Linked DNA regions of Homo sapiens: region 2 is linked to region 1. A link is an interaction called in ENCODE POLR2A ChIA-PET data of the cell type or tissue named here. Cell type or tissue: Panc1. All regions are shown on one strand. Links, peaks and the distances in the headings refer to the core of each region. The heading gives the core; the rest is flanking DNA.

The links. Peaks named below come from ENCODE experiments on the same cell type or tissue, not always from the same donor. Only the 100,000 strongest peaks of a DNase experiment are listed, where the experiment ranks them.
Region 2: POLR2A ChIA-PET joins it to region 1 with 6 read pairs; 2 of 35 experiments call an interaction of 5 or more read pairs at or near these places.

The regions. Positions count from the first base shown.
Region 1 is chr4:114,313,964-114,321,883 of GRCh38, reverse strand. No RefSeq gene overlaps it. Among named protein-coding and RNA genes, the nearest start is that of UGT8, 280 kb to the left of the region's middle. In Panc1, for the core only: no CTCF peak of the experiment used is centred there; a DNase peak (open chromatin) is centred at 3,561; H3K27ac peaks cover 200 bases.
Region 2 is chr4:113,881,284-113,889,203 of GRCh38, reverse strand. No RefSeq gene overlaps it. Among named protein-coding and RNA genes, the nearest start is that of ARSJ, 94 kb to the left of the region's middle. RefSeq lists an enhancer at 4,155-4,656. In Panc1, for the core only: no CTCF peak of the experiment used is centred there; no DNase peak of the experiment used is centred there.

The sequences.
Region 1 (7,920 bases), core at 1,867-5,866:
AGAGGAAAGGAATAAGAGAAAAAGAAAAAGAAACCCACATATAAACACTGAAAATAAAATAAAAAGCTATAGACTCTGAGATTTCCAATTTTATGCCACATACCCATTCCAGGAACTAACAATACAGATGCCAAACGTCTTTTTACACTTAATCTCTGTTTGAGATTTCTCTGGCTCTGGCAGGCTTGTGTAAGAAAAAATGTTAAATAAATTTTTTTTTTTTATGTTTTTTTGTGGTGAGCGTAACCAGTTGCTCAGTTGCTAGCAAGAACAATTCCTTCTCCTTGCCTCCAGGGCCCCTGAAGAAGAAAAAGAAAATATTTATCTCTGGCCATGATGTGATCCCTGTTTACTCACTTTAAGGTCCCAAATAAGCCTGCTCTATAGCTGGATCATTTTTCCAAACAACAAATACCAGCTGTCATATTTCCCCAAATATTTGATGTCCTTATACAGCAATTTACTTCCAAATGCTGTCCCCCGTGAAGCTCCATACTTGAGATTGAGAAAGTAGGAACTGAGACTGGCTTGGATGTTATTTTGATAGCATTAGAATGTCCAAATCATGGTGTTTTGTGCAAGTAGCAAGTGATTCTGCATGATTGTAGCTTAGAGGGTGGCCAGCGTTGGGATGCTGAGTCTAAAAAAGTATGCTGAAGCTGTACTTTTGTTACTTATGCCAGACCGCATTTATTTCACTTATGCCACTTATGTTACCTGTGCCTGCATTTATGTTACCTCTAGATTTTACTCTGTAGGCAATGAGGATCTTCATGTAATGAAAGATGTGACATATTTTTATTAAATTCAGTATTAAAAACATGTATCTCAACTTTTATTAAACATTTATGTCCTTAATTGGACATTGCTTTCAGTTTAAAAGACTGTGTGAGCAATAGAAGTGCACGAGTTCAGAATTATCTTTTGGTATTTAATATGTAAGCCAACTGGGAATGGGAAATTATCATTAGAGCCACTTTGTTATCTTATGAAAGTATCTCAATACCTTATTGGTAATATTTTGACAAGTCTTGAGGATACTACTCAACTCCAAGAGTTAATCTCTAAGAAAGTACCACCAAATTCTGCTGATTTTCAAGCAATTAAACAGTGTAATTTGAGCCACTGAACTTAAATTGGATCTATGTGCCAACAAAATAGAACTACAGTGTCTTTTTAAAATGATCCTGCATACATGGGCTTCATTAGATCTCCTTGTAAATGCATCACCAAGAGTATTAGTATTGATGTTTCTTTGGTGACAAGGAACAGGAATCCATTCAAATAAAGAGGAAATGTTTCGAAGGGATATGAGGGAAAAGCAGAATTGAGCCTTGTTGAAGTCATGAATTGTGAAGCCATCAGGGCAACTACTTTTTCCATCCCTCTAGAGTCAAATTATTTCTCACTCTGTTTTCTTAGTAAGTCGCCTACTTCTTGCTACAAAAAGAACTTTCATTCCTGACAAAAATTTGCATGACTTGTGAATCTACATCCTTTGAAAGCCAAATTTCAAATTCTCACAGAAGTTCTGATTGGTCACTGATCATTCATTGCATTGTTATAGTTGGACTGTGGTCACATGCTACTTGTGAAGCTAATTGGACTCAGCTGTACATCAGGCATTGCTGGTGCTGAGAATTTCCTAGCGAAGGGAAGGAATGTATGGGATAGCCTCTTATTGTGCTGGATCATTTCTTTTTAAAAAGCATTTTAAAAATTGTTCTGTAGAGACAGAGTCTCACTTTGTTGCCCAGGCAGGTCTTGAACTCCTTGCCTCATGGAATCCTCCCACCTTGGCTTCCCAAAGTGCTGGAATTACAAGTGTTAGCCGCTGTGCCTGGCCTACAATTTTTTTTTTAAACAAATGATAACCAAATGAATAGGCCACAATGACTATTGTAGAATTGACCTAACCTAGTGCCAGAATTTATACTACAATTAAAGATTAATAAACACAACCTTGAATATTGGTCTCATCTTTTCAAAAATCAAGTACATTAGATAAAATCAAGAGGATGAGAGTCATTTATAATAATGCTATTAATTCTTAAAGCTCTAAATAATTTTGCCCTAAAATTATATAAATTTTTATTTTATTATTTAGAGTAATTATTTTACCAAACAATTGTAATTTGAAATTTAGAAAAATGTTATGAGATAAATTTATAAAGAAAAGAAAAGAGGTAACAACTAAGAGCAAAACCAGACTTATCACCATGGTAACTAGATTTTTACACACGCATTAATAGTGTTTCCAGAGTAAAGAACAAACAGAAAGTAGTAGACAAGAAATATTTACATTTGAAATAAGATGTGTAACTCTAATGTTTTATATGCTGCAATGCCACTAAAAGAACAATATTCACAAAAATGTTATTTTTCCTCTCTTTTCTGTCCTTTCATGCATGTCCAATTAAATAGTGAGATATGACAGTCTATGACTGGAATATGCTGTTATAACAAAGCAAAATGACAAGATTCTGCATGCTTGATCGCCTGTTATTTCTTACTTCCCTCAAATGCAAGAATGGAAAAAAACTTTAAATGAGAGACTTTTAACAGAATTAACTTGCTTTTTACAATAATATCACTCCTTAGAATTAAGAACAAACACACTGAAAACTTACTATGTTTCAGATAACATGACAAATGCTTTGCTTACAAGATCATAATTTGCTTTAACAACAGCTACATGGATAAAAGTTCTATGATTTTGTTTCCCATTTTACAAAGGAGGAAAGAGGATTATGGAAATTTAGTAGCAGAATGTTGGGGAGCCTGGAGAAGAACAGAAATGAAATGAAATGAAATGAAATGAAATGAAATGAAATGAAATGAAAAATCCTAACGGTGACCAGAAGAAAATTGTTCAAAAGGCAGCTGTTGCATGGAGAGAACAAGTTTTTGGCTAGGGTGACAGTTTCTAAATAAATGGTCTTGTTAAGCCAGGTATTGGCATTAGCAGAGATTTACCACACTTAGTCTTGAGGAACAAGCTATAGGAAATGTTAATGCAAAGTTTTGGCACACTAATTATTCACATTCAAAGACAATCCCACAGAATCTCCTACTTGTACCATCTTTGGAAAATCACTAACACTCTTTAGTTTTTGATCCATTTATCTGAAGATTGTTTCTATGAGAACTGCAAGTTCTAATGTTCTGTAATTTTATGGAGACTTTTTTGGTTTATGTCAGCTCTGTCCTTCTCCTCTCTCAGCTATTTAGTTTCCTTATAAAGAATTCTGTTCATACATCTGTTTATTAAATCAAGCATTGGCTTTGTACCAGTCTTGAAGGAATTCACTTTTATTCATATTTAAATAATTGAGATGGTGAGTGCAACTCTTATGAAACTAAATCTCATAAAACTGTTTACATTTTCTCTGCTTCAAAAAGTAAATATGCCAATCTGAGTTTTTTTTTTCCTTTAACAACTAGTAGCATGGAAACCTAGAATAACTATGTCATCTGTACAATATGCTTTCCCAAGAAAATGAAGGTCACTTTGAACAAACAAATGATAGTCTGTGCCAGGTGGGAGTCTTCTGATTCATTAAAACCAGAGTGAACTTGCAGCATGTTGAACTCAAAGGAACTGGCAAACAACTACAACTAAAGCGAAATCCATGGAATTCAGAATTAACAGTTTTTTAAAAATACTTCATCAAATAATAATTTAAGAAAATAGAAATACAGCTGACATTTCCTAATCATAATGAAGGTATAGTGGATACTAAATAGCAGGCAGTTGGATTTGATTTTAGAAGAAATTTTTATGTGCATTCTGTTTTCTCCATTTACCATAAAACCACTGTACTGTGAATTTGTCATGAAATGATTTTATGAGATAATCAGTAAAATACTTACACCAGAAAAACCTTGATATGTCTTAAAAGGCCAGACTGGAAGTACAAAATCTTCTTGGAACTGGTCTTCTCTTGTTCTCAAATGTAGTTGAAAACCAATTTAATCAAATAGGAAAATCTAATTAAATCAGAAATGCTATCTTGTCTTGCTGATATTTTGTACCCATGATCTCAATTAAGCAAAGATTTAGACAGTCAATCAAGAGTTACAAAAGATATTTCAAATATTTAATTTGAGATCATAGTATCTTTAAGATCAACATCATACAAACGTGCTTAGGGGAAAAATACATTTCCTTTCTGCAGTTTTCAGATATAATCAGTGAACATTTATCAGTGTCCAAATAAGTGAATTAAATTTTTGTTTTTAAAGTATTTAGAAAAAGCCATCACATATTACCTTACGCTGTTTGGTAGATGCATTTTCCTGAATCAAGAAAAGTATTTGATTTATAGCAAATTACAAAATTTTCTAAAGCCCCTTATTTTCCAAAGAAAACTTATTAACATTCTATAGAACTAATTCTTAGGATCAAACTTTAAAAAATGCTGGGTAAGTTATAGCTACAAGGTTACTATCGATATTCTTCTATACGGCATGAAAAGTCCACTAATAATTTATATCAATTTCCTTCTGTACTCTCCTAATGCCCTATGCTATTAATAGCAACACAGCCCTGGAATTATCCCTTTCTATACATTATAGATACAAAAAGCTCATTCTGGGGTCACTCTTTATTTCTCTGTTCTTAATGTGTACATTAGTTTGCTACAGCTACCATAACAAAATACCTCACACTGGATGGCTCAAACAACAGAAATTTATTTTCTCACAGTTCTGTAGAATAGAATTCCAATATTAAGGTATCAGCAAGTAGTTTCTTTTAAGGGCTCTCTCCTGGACTTGCAGATGGCTGGCCATCTTGTCACCAGCCTTTTCTCTGTGTGTGCATTCCCATGATAGCTCTCTATGCTTCCAAATTTCCCCTTTTGATAAGGACAGCAATCAGATTGAATTAGGGTGCACTTATGTGACCTCAGTTACCCTTAATTACCTATTTAAAAGCCTTATCTCTAAATATAGTCACATTCTGAGGTACTGGGTTCAGGACATCAAAATATGAATCTGTGATGTGTGCCCTCCTCCACCCCCACCTCCTGGTTGCTTTTAGATTTTCTCCTAATCACTAATTTTCAGAAATTTGCATGATGGGTTTTTGTGTGTTTTTTTTTTTTGTATTTATCCTGTTTGGACTTTATTGTGTTTCTTTGATCTATGAACTAACAATATGTTTTAAAGTCAGAAAATATTTTGCCATTTTTGTTTCATATATATTTTAGGTCCTCTCCTTAGGAAATCAGATTACACATATGCTAAGCTTTTTCATTTCTGTAAACTGTGAGGCCCTTAATCATTTTTCTAGTGGGTTTTTATTCAGTCTTTTTAGCACCAATTTTTAAATGTTGTCTATTTATTAACAATATTAGCCCTTTTATGATGCTTTTTGCATGTATTTCCTCCCAGTTTATCATTTATCTTTTGAGTTTGTTTGTTTTTGTTGCTGAGTTGTTTTCTGGCATGTAGAAATTTTTTAAGGTAGTTGAACTTGTATTTCTTTTTTGTTTCTGATTTTGAACAATAGAAAGATGTTCCCATCTTGAGAATATAAAGGAATTTACATGTTTCCTTCTAGTACTTCTATGATTTTCTTTTTTTGCACTTAGTTTTTGTATTTATTTTTGTTTACTTATTTATTTATTTTATATTCAGGGGGCTCATGTACAGGTTTGTTACCTGGGTATATTGCATGATGCTGGGGTTAGGGATAAAATTGATACTGTCACCAACGTACTAAGCATAGTACCCAATAGTTAGCTTTTCAAACCCCGCCCCACCTACTTCTTCACTCTAGTAATCTCTAGTGTCCATTATTGTCATCTTTATGTTCCTGAGTAGTAAATGTTTAGCTGTCTGAATGTTTCACTTATAAGTGGTTTTCTGTTCACATGTTAATTTGTTCTGGATAATGGCCTCCAGCTGCATCCATGCTGCTGCAAAGATATCATTTTAATTTTTTTAATGGCTGCATAGTATTCCATGCTGTATATGTACCACATGCTCTTTTTCTTTTTCTTTTTTTTTTTTTTTGAGACAGAGTCTCGCTCTATCGCCCAGGCTGGAGTGCAGTGGTGCCTCCCAGGTTCACGCCATTCTCCTGCCTCAGCCTCCCTAGTAGCTGGGACTACAGGTGCCTGCCACCATGCCCGGCTAATTTTTTGTATTTTTAGTAGAGACGGTGTTTCACTGTGTTAGCCAGGATGGTCTCGATCTCCTAATCTCGTGATCCGCCCGCCTCAGCCTCCCAAAGTGCTGGGATTACAGGCGTGAGCCACCGCTCCCGGCCTGTACCACATGTTCTTCATCCAGTCCACCACTGCTGGGCGCCTATCTTGATTGCATTCCATGTCTTTGCTATTATAAATGGTGATGCAATGAACATGTTACTGTATGTGTCTTTTTGGTGGAATGATTTACTTTCATTTCAGTATATAGCCAACAGCAGGACTGCTGTGTTGAATGGTAGTTCTGTTTCAAGTTCTTTGAGAAATCTTCAAACTGCTTTCCACAGTGATTGAACTAAGGTACATTCCCACCAACAGTTATAAGCATTCCCTTTTCTCTGCAGCTTCACCAGCATCTGTTGTTTTTTGACTTTTTGGTAGTAGCCATTCTGACAGGTGTGAGATGGCATCTCATGGTAGTTTTGCTTTGCATTTTTCTTATGATTAGTGATGTGGAGCCTTTTTTCATATGCTTGTTGGCTGCTTGTATGATTTCTTTTGAGAAGTGTTTGTTCATTTTTTTGCGTACTTTTAAATGAAGTTATTTGTTTTCTGCATAATGAATTGTTTAAGTTTCTTATAGATTCTGAATATTAGACCTTTTCTGGCTATGTAGTTTGTAAATATTCTCTCTCATTCTGTAGGTTGACTGTATAAAAAATAAAATACTTGGAATACATCTAGCCAAGGAGGTAAAAGATATCTACAAGGAGAACTACAAAACACTGCTAAAATAAATCATAAGTGACATAAATAAAAGGAGAAATATTTCAAGCTCAGGGATCAGAATAATCAATATTGTTGAAATGGCCATACTGCCCAAAGCAATCTACAGATTCAGTGCAATTCTTGTTAAACTACCAGTGTCATTTTTCACCAAACTAGAAAAAAACTATTCTAAAATTCATATGGAACCAAAATAGACCCCAATTACCAAAGCAATCCTAAGGAAAAAGAGCAAAGCTGGAGATACCACATTACCAGAACTTTAAACTATATTATAAGGCTACAGTAACCAAAACAGCATGATACTGCTACAAAAACCGACACATCAACCAGTGGAACAGAATAGAGAACCCAGAAATAAAGCCACACACCTACAACCATCTCATCTTCAACAAAGTCAACAAAAATAAGTGATGGGAGAAGGACTCTCTATTCAATAAATGGTGTTAGGACAGCTGGTTAGACATATACAGAAGAATAAAACTGGACCACTATCTATCATCATATATAAAAATTAACTCAAGATGTAGTAAATATTTAAATGTAAGACCTCAAACCATAAGAATCCTAGAAGAAAACCTAGGAAACACCATTCTTTCTGGATACCAGTCTTGGGAAAGAATTTATGACTAAGTCTTCAAAAGCAATTGCAATAAAAACAAAAAATTGACAAGTGGGACCTAATTAAACTAAAGAGCTTCTGCACAGAAAAAGAAACAATAAACAGAGTAAACAGGTAACCTACAGAATAATTGATTTTTTATTTTGAGTTTATTATTTGGATTTTGTGAAGTATGCTTTAAATTTTATGGTTTTTTCCCACTGATTATCATTTGTCCCAACATCTTTTATTAAAATTCCATCATTTTGCCATGTTTAATATATACTAAATTTTTATATGAACATGGTCTATTTCTGATTTTACTATTCCCTTTCATTAGCCTTCTGTTTATTAACTTACAAGTAACACAATGTTTAA
Region 2 (7,920 bases), core at 2,353-6,352, 430 kb after region 1:
TTAAAACATTGAATCAGCTATACTTCAAAAAGCCCAGGTTTTTAGGAATAAAGAATATGAGAAACCATGATATTGACATTAGCTTATACATTAAACCCTTCCAAGACTATAGGTGGCAGGAAGAGGGACACCAGATGACCCAAGAAGTGTCTGCTTGAATCATTAAAGCATGTTGAACATTGGAATAGGAAAGTATGTTCACAAATAACATAATGATGTACAATATTTTAGCTTTTCCAAAATGATAAAAAATGAACAAAAGTGAACTTTTATGACAGTAATGTTTTTTAGCCTATTGAAATGAATCATATACGTCCACTAGAGTTTTCTGGAAAAGAAGAATAGGAAATCAGTTAACAATAGTGTTTGCCAAAAAAGAATTCTGCATTCTTCTTTTATATATTCAAACCTGAAGAATGCAACTTGAGGAACTTAAATTAAGATTTGTTTCTTTCCATGAATGATAGGGTTTTTAAATAGGTGGGTTGGGAAAGAGGTCCTATGCATTTTAATCAGTTAATTACTTTAGAAAAAAATGCAAAATTACTAATTTAGGGAACCAAGATCTCAGGTGACAATCTAAAATTCTGTGGTCATAAGTAATATCCCACCACAAAGATAAATCAACCATTGTGTTTTTATCACCACACAACGGTTAAAATCTAAGCCTCTGTCACATCAATTATCTGGCCAAATAGCCAGTGGAAAAGTAAAAGGTCAAAGTAATTTGAAAAGAGTTTCACGAATGTTTGCTTTTGAATAATACATAAGGTAACAGGTATTTTCAAAATGAAGCTCTAGGAATGTATCTTGAAGATACATTTCTTCCATAAAATAAAACTTTTAAAAATGATTTCTCTTTTTCAGGGTGTGGCTTTGTGGAACTGTGAAAAGTATTGCCCTTTGTTTTAACTTCATCTGGAAACTTCAGGAACAGACCAACTATTGCTAATCCAGCTGGAAGCAATATATATGATACAGATACTTGTGATAAACCCTCCCCAGAGAGCTTGTTAAGTTGTTGCACCAGGCAAGAGTCATACATAAACCTTAGCTGTGTTTTCAAGAGCTATTGTTTCTCCCAATTACATCAACTACAGGTTTAATAAATTCATTCATAGATATATACTGAGCATTACATCAATCTTCACTTTGTTCTAACTACTCTTTGCTTTTCAATAATCGAGAATTTTGTCAATGGATAAGGCTCCTGTCATAATTTTAAATTAGAATTTCTCAATTTCTTTCTGTTTTCTAAAGAAATATAATGGTTTTGAAAGATACTGGACTTGACATGAATTTGAGTAGTTCATGTATACATCAATCTTAAAAGACAAAAGTCTGAAATTAACTATTAGTATGAAATCAGTAAGAACTCATGAATAAATAAACATTAAGTAAAAACAAATCTTACTAAACTTTGGCCATCAGATGAGAAGGAGACCTTAAATTGATTTTTTACTTAATTATACTTTTGGATCAATATTCTATGTGGAAGTAGCTTGCCGTTTTCTTATACTAATATATAGAAAGACTGGATTACAATACTTTGCATAGCTACCCAAAATTTATATTATTATTATACTAAACTGGTTAAGAAACAGAGACACTAGAAATGAAAATTTAAAAAGATTTTTCCCTCTAAGTTCAAAGTAGTGTAGAATAGGATACATCTCAGAAGCATAAAATTGAATTCATAAAGGAAATTAACACCCCAGAATCTCTCAGTTTGAATGGCTCTCTTCACAACTCATTCAGAACAATTGTGCAACTAGAATAATGATCTTACCCATTGATAGGATTTGGCTGTGTTCCCACCCAAATCTCACCTTGAATTGTAATAATTCTCATGGGTCAAGGTCAGGGCCAGGTGGAGATAATTGAATCATGAGGGCAGTTTCCTCCATACTGTTCTCGTGGTAGTGAATAAGTCTCACGAGATTTGACGGTTTTATAATGGAGAGTTTACCTGCACAAGCTCCCTTGCCTGCTGCCATGTAAGTTGTATCTTGTTTTCCTTTTGCCATAATTGTGAGGCTTCCTCAGCCATGTGGAACTGTGAGTCAATTAAATCTCCTTCCTTCATAAATTACCCAGTCTTGGGTATGTCTTTATTAGCAGAATGAGAACAGACTAATACACCTATATTTAACTGCACAAGCCTTACCTTTATGGTTCATTTCTGATATTATTTATATTTTTATACTATTTCCAACAACCAGTTTTCCATATTTTAAAACTTAAATTGTCATTACAAACGTTAGTTTTAATATGGTACAGATAATTCAATGATGTTACTTATATGCTAATATTTATGCGAATGACAATTTTTGTTCTTTGATGATAAGTTATGTTACTATAGCACTGTTGTAGAATACTGGTAGAAAACTTTCTTATTGTCCCAGAATTAATGCCTAGAATCCACAGTCTAAAGCCAAATAATGCAAATGCATTTTCTTATTTTCCCAGAATTGATGAAAGAATCCACAGTGTAATGTCAAGTAATGCCAAATTCTAAAGTCAGAAAACTACCGGCTGTGGGCTCAATCACATTCAAGAGAGGCTTGCTAAGGGGCACTATTTCAGCACAGTTGGAGCTCTTCATCATTCCAACCCTTTACTTCCTGACTTCCTCTGGACTGTATAAAATGAAGGCAGGCTAGAAGTCGTTATTGACGGGAATGAGAATTTGTGGAGCAGCTTCTCTTACTCCTCCCATTGGTGAGAAGCATCCAGTATATTCTCTGTCATCCTACAAGATGGAGGTTGCTAAAACCATTACCCCTTTCACTAAGTTGTGACTGCTGATCATCCCTTGTGTGAAATTTCCTAACTACTGAGCCAGCAGGATATCGGGTGCCCTAGACTTACAGCTGCTGATGAGAGAAAAGAAAGTCAAGAAAGATGTCGAGGAGAGAAAACAGCAAGGAGAAGGTGGGGAGGTAACCTGTATGCCTGTTCTGTTGTATGGCAAGGATACAGATATTTCTGACAATCACCTTAGGTGCTGGTTAGAAATTAATTTATCAGGCCAGGCACGGTGGCACACGCCTGTAATCCCAGCACTTTTGCGGGGGCCGAGGCGAGTGGATCATGAGGTCAGGAGTTCAAGACCAGCCTGGCCAAGATGGTGAAACCTCGTCTCTACTAAAAATACAAAAAAAATTAGCTGGGCCTGGTGGCAGGCACCTGTAATCCCAGTTACTCAGGAGGCTGAGGCAGAGAATTGCTTGAACCTGGGAAGTGGAGGTTGCAGTGAGCCGAAATCACACCACTGCCACTGCACTACAGCCTGGGTGACAGAGCGAGACTCCGTCTAAAAAAAAAAAAAAAAAAAAAGAAATTAGTTTGTCAATAAGATAAATTAATTCACTTCAAGAGAGCTACTAGAAGAGAAAATTCTCAACACGAAGTAATAGAATGCCCCTCCCACAGCAGAAATGAGCAGGTTAAGTGGTTAAGCCTCAGCTGACTCTCCCAAGCTAGGGAACTATAAAGGGTAAGGCTTCCTTAGAACCCTTCACAGAACCAACAAACATCTACCCTTTAGAAAACCAGCAGTTGAATGCCTACCATAGAAGTGTGGCTGCAAAAAACAGAAAAGGATAAGTAATCTACCTCATGGTGGGTTTGCTTAAGTAATGGAAGAGCGATTTCAACGAACAAAATAAACATCAGCTAATCAACTATGGGCAGTTGCATATGGAAACGGCTTTTTGACCCTTCTTCCTTCCCCCCACTCCCAGCACCAGAGAACTAAGTCCTGGAAAAGGAACAAGGTTGTGAGAAATTGTTTTCTCTACCTCCACCATAAGCAGAAGTTCCAAGCCACTGGGCCCTGAGGAAAGGAGAATTTAATTTGATTTGATTTCTGCTAACTTTGTTTATGACTTATTTCTTCATGTTTTTAATGGTATTTTGTTGTGAGATGATACTCACTGGAACTCTAAAAATTGCCTGGAAATTGTTTAAGTTCTTTCCCCCATAGCAGATTTGTCTCCTTTTGCCAAGCTCATGGGGCCATCACCAATCCAGAATCACTTTAACTTAATTATTGACTTGGGTTTTGAAGTCACATGGCAATGTGATTCTTGCCTCATACCTATGTATGTAAGGGCTTCTGGTTAGGAGTTTAAAGGATTTTCATTGTTCTTGTATTTGTTTTTAATTTTACATTCTGTTCTACCCAAAGCCAAGATGTTTTAATATGTACCTGGGATTTGTTTTAATCAGGTATGATAAAATGACAGACATGGAGATAACTGCCTTGAAAGAAGAGTTTATTGCTCACAGTCCCCCAGAGGATAGGGCATGCCACACCATGCAAAGCCACTTGGGGAAGCACCAGGGTCAATTAGGGGACAGAAGGGACAAAGGGAAACATGGACAAAAGCCGTGATTGTGTTCTTTCTTTCTTTCTTTGTTTTCAGGAACAAAGGGAGTAGGCAAGCTGAGCAAGTACAAGATTGAAATTGTTTTTAAAATTTCAGCAGGCCTTGGGCTATAGTGGTGGTCTCTAGTTACCTAGTACCTGGTTGGTGATTTAGAGCAGGGAGAATATTGGTATGGTGTGTGAGAGTTAATAAAGGAGGTGGCTGAAGGTAGAGACAGGATTGTTTGGCTTGCATATGAAAGGTATGCTCATAGGCAAGTTGTTCGCTATCTCTAGCAATTAGCTATCCTTGGAAGGGACAGTCTCTCCAAGATCAGCAAGACCCCAAGATGTCAAAGCATGATAAAATATAAAAATGCATAATTAATATTGCAAGAAGACAGACAAGTATTAACATTTCCTCCGCAAGGGTGTTTTCCCTCAAGTTCAGTCACTGAGGGTGTTGCTGTCTGGGAAGAGCAGTCTCAGATTTTTGAGGTTATCTCCGATCCAGCCTTCTATGAAACTCAAGTTCATACTATTAGTACTTTCTTTCCAGCCTCCATGCATGCAGGCAACATTATAATTCAGGCTCAAGGTTACCAACTACTGGCAGATGCTGTTCAGGTAAACAGCAAACACTGACTTCAACCTCATCTATTTTGGATTTGTGTTTTCTTATCAGTTCTGCCCTCTGATGGTTTTTCTTAATTTATCATCTTTACCATGACTTTTCAAAAGATTTTCACTTTTAATCTATTACTGCAGAGATTCCATGCTGGGATGGGTTTACCTACTCAGCTAGTCAACCATTTTCCTAAAATAAAAGTCTTACATTTACATGTTTAATGTCTCTTTGCTTGTTGAAAAATCATTCTCAATGAACTCTATTAAAACCAAGAAAAACAATCCTAAAATAGTATCTAATGAAATGTCAATCTTGGATTTTCTAGCTTTCAGACAGTTCTCTACATTTTGAACAATTGCCATTAAAGTAAAAATTACTTAAGATTTTTTACCATATACTTTGTAATTTTTATGTTTTCTAAGAAATTTTAAACCTTTCCTGTTATAATCTGAAATCTAATTTTAAAATGTGAGAATGTCAGTCTTCCCTTTTCACGATTTAAACTATTTTTGTGAGGATGTGAATATTTCTTAATGTACAGACGTTATTTTCTAGTTCACTGATTTAGAGGATAGAAGCCATTGACCCTATCTTCAGAATATGCAATATCCTCTAAATGGACAGTGGAAAAACATTTTAAAGGCCAACCAAAGAAGACTTAACTATGCATTAGACAAGAGCATAAATGTGTAGTCCATAAATTGTATCAGAAAATAAAATTTGAATTGGATAGAATGTTACAATTAAAATATATTAATTTCGTATCACTTTGCTTTCATTTTTGAGATCTGATACGCAAAAAGAAACAAAATAATTAGATAATTCAATAATCCTAAACCAGCCATTGGTATGTAGACTTTTTTTTTTTTAAGACAAAGTCTCACTTTGTCACCCATGCAGGGTGGTACAATCACGGGTCACTGCAAGCCTCGACCTTCTAAGCTCAAGCAATCCTCCCACCTCAGCATCCTGAGTACCTGGGACCACAGACACACACCACCATGCCCAGCTAATTTTTAAAATATTTTTTGTAGAGACAAGGTCTCTCTATGTTCCCCACACTGGTCTCAAACTCCTGGGCTCAAGCAGTTCTCCCACCTTGGCCTCCCAAAGTGCTAGAATCACAGGTGTGAGCCACTGCACCCAGCTGACATCTACTTTTGATTATTCAGCAGAACAGTTTGAGTTTAACTTATTGTTTCATTTTAATTTTAGTTAAACTGGAAGTTCATGAGTCATCTTAGCATGTTTTATGTCACCAAATAAACTTGGGAATTTAAATAACTACCATCAATTCATCATATTTCCATTTTCTTAGGAATCAAGCCAGGTTTGAGACCTAGCTGGTAATCAGGAAGCTTGGGAAATGCCTGCTTAACAAAAGAGATATGGACAAACATGTTTTGTATATAATGACTACACCAAAGTCATTTGCCAGTTAAGTTATCTGCCTTGTGAGAATTATTCTCGTCTGTTTATATGAAGATAAACAGAGAAAAGAGGAAGAGTTCAGAATAAACAAATACTTCTTTAATGAGTGTTGGTTCAATCTCAATACCAATCAAAAAGAAACACAATTTGAAATAAGATATTTTTCAATTATCAGCAGTAATGAAAATGGTATCATAATAACCTTATACAAGGGGGGAGTGAAATAGATGTTTCATGAACTGTTGGTTTACATATAAATTACTACCAGTCACAGGAGGACAAATTGGCATTACATAGCATCAAAAATCTTTTAAAAAAAGTATATACTTTAGCCAACTAAACTTTCAGAACTTTTCTCTTTAAAAAAGTGCAAAGATGTAGGTATATAAGTGTTTATCACAATTTTACTTATAATTGTGAAAATTTTGACAAGAATGAGGGCCTTTACTAAAGACATGGGCTAAAGAATTTGCATAGTTCTGCTCCTTTAAGGAAGAATGCACCTTCAAGCCACCTCAAACCAAAACCTTTCCTTACTAAGGACTCCCAGTAGCCTACCTACACTGTGGTTGAGTTTTCTGACTTTACTAAACATTGATTTCTATGGTTCAGCACCTCAAAATTGACTTAAAATGTATTATTAACTTGTATAACATTTATTCCTAAGTTTTATTCTAATTTCATTATTCTTATATTTTGGATTTTCTGCCTCACTCTTATTTTTCTTTAACTTAAATGGTGACTCCTACATTTTTAATAAAAACAATTTTACTTTATTTGTACATTCTTAGAAACTACTTTTAGTCTTAATAATCTCATTCATAACTTTGCTTTTTAGATCTAGCTTTTTATATTGCACATATTTTCAAACTTTATTGTTTTAAACTTAGTTGCTTTTTCCATATTTTAAAATTAATATTTTATTTTTAGAATAAATTTTACCTTAAAATTATATTTTGTTTCTGTTTTTTGTTTGTTTAGACTCATCTCTTTAAATGTCTGTTTTCAATTTATTATTTTTAATTTCTGTTTGGTTTTATTATTATTTTTTGACAGTTTCTTGCTCTGTTGCCCTTGACTTCTCAAACTCAAGTGATCCTCCTACCTCAGCCTCCCAAAAGTAACTACACCCAGCTAATTTTTTTTTTCTTTTTTGTTTTTTGTAGAGACCGGGATCTCACTATGTTTCCTAGGCTGGTCTTGAGCTTCTGGCCTCAAGCTATCTTCCCACTGTGGCCTCTCATAGTGCTGGGATTATAGTCATGAGCCACTGTGTCCAGACGATTATTTTTAGTTTGCTCTTCTGTTGAACAACCTGCTTCCATGACTCATATTCAAGACAAGAATCCTGGTCCAGCCCTGCTCACCAATGATTTCTACACCCATCTGAATGAAGAGGTTGGTTAGCTTTCTGTTCTTCTTAAACTCAATTTTCACAAGAAGTCAATTCTCCTTTTCAGTCCATTGAAACTTAACTGTGAGTTAACTT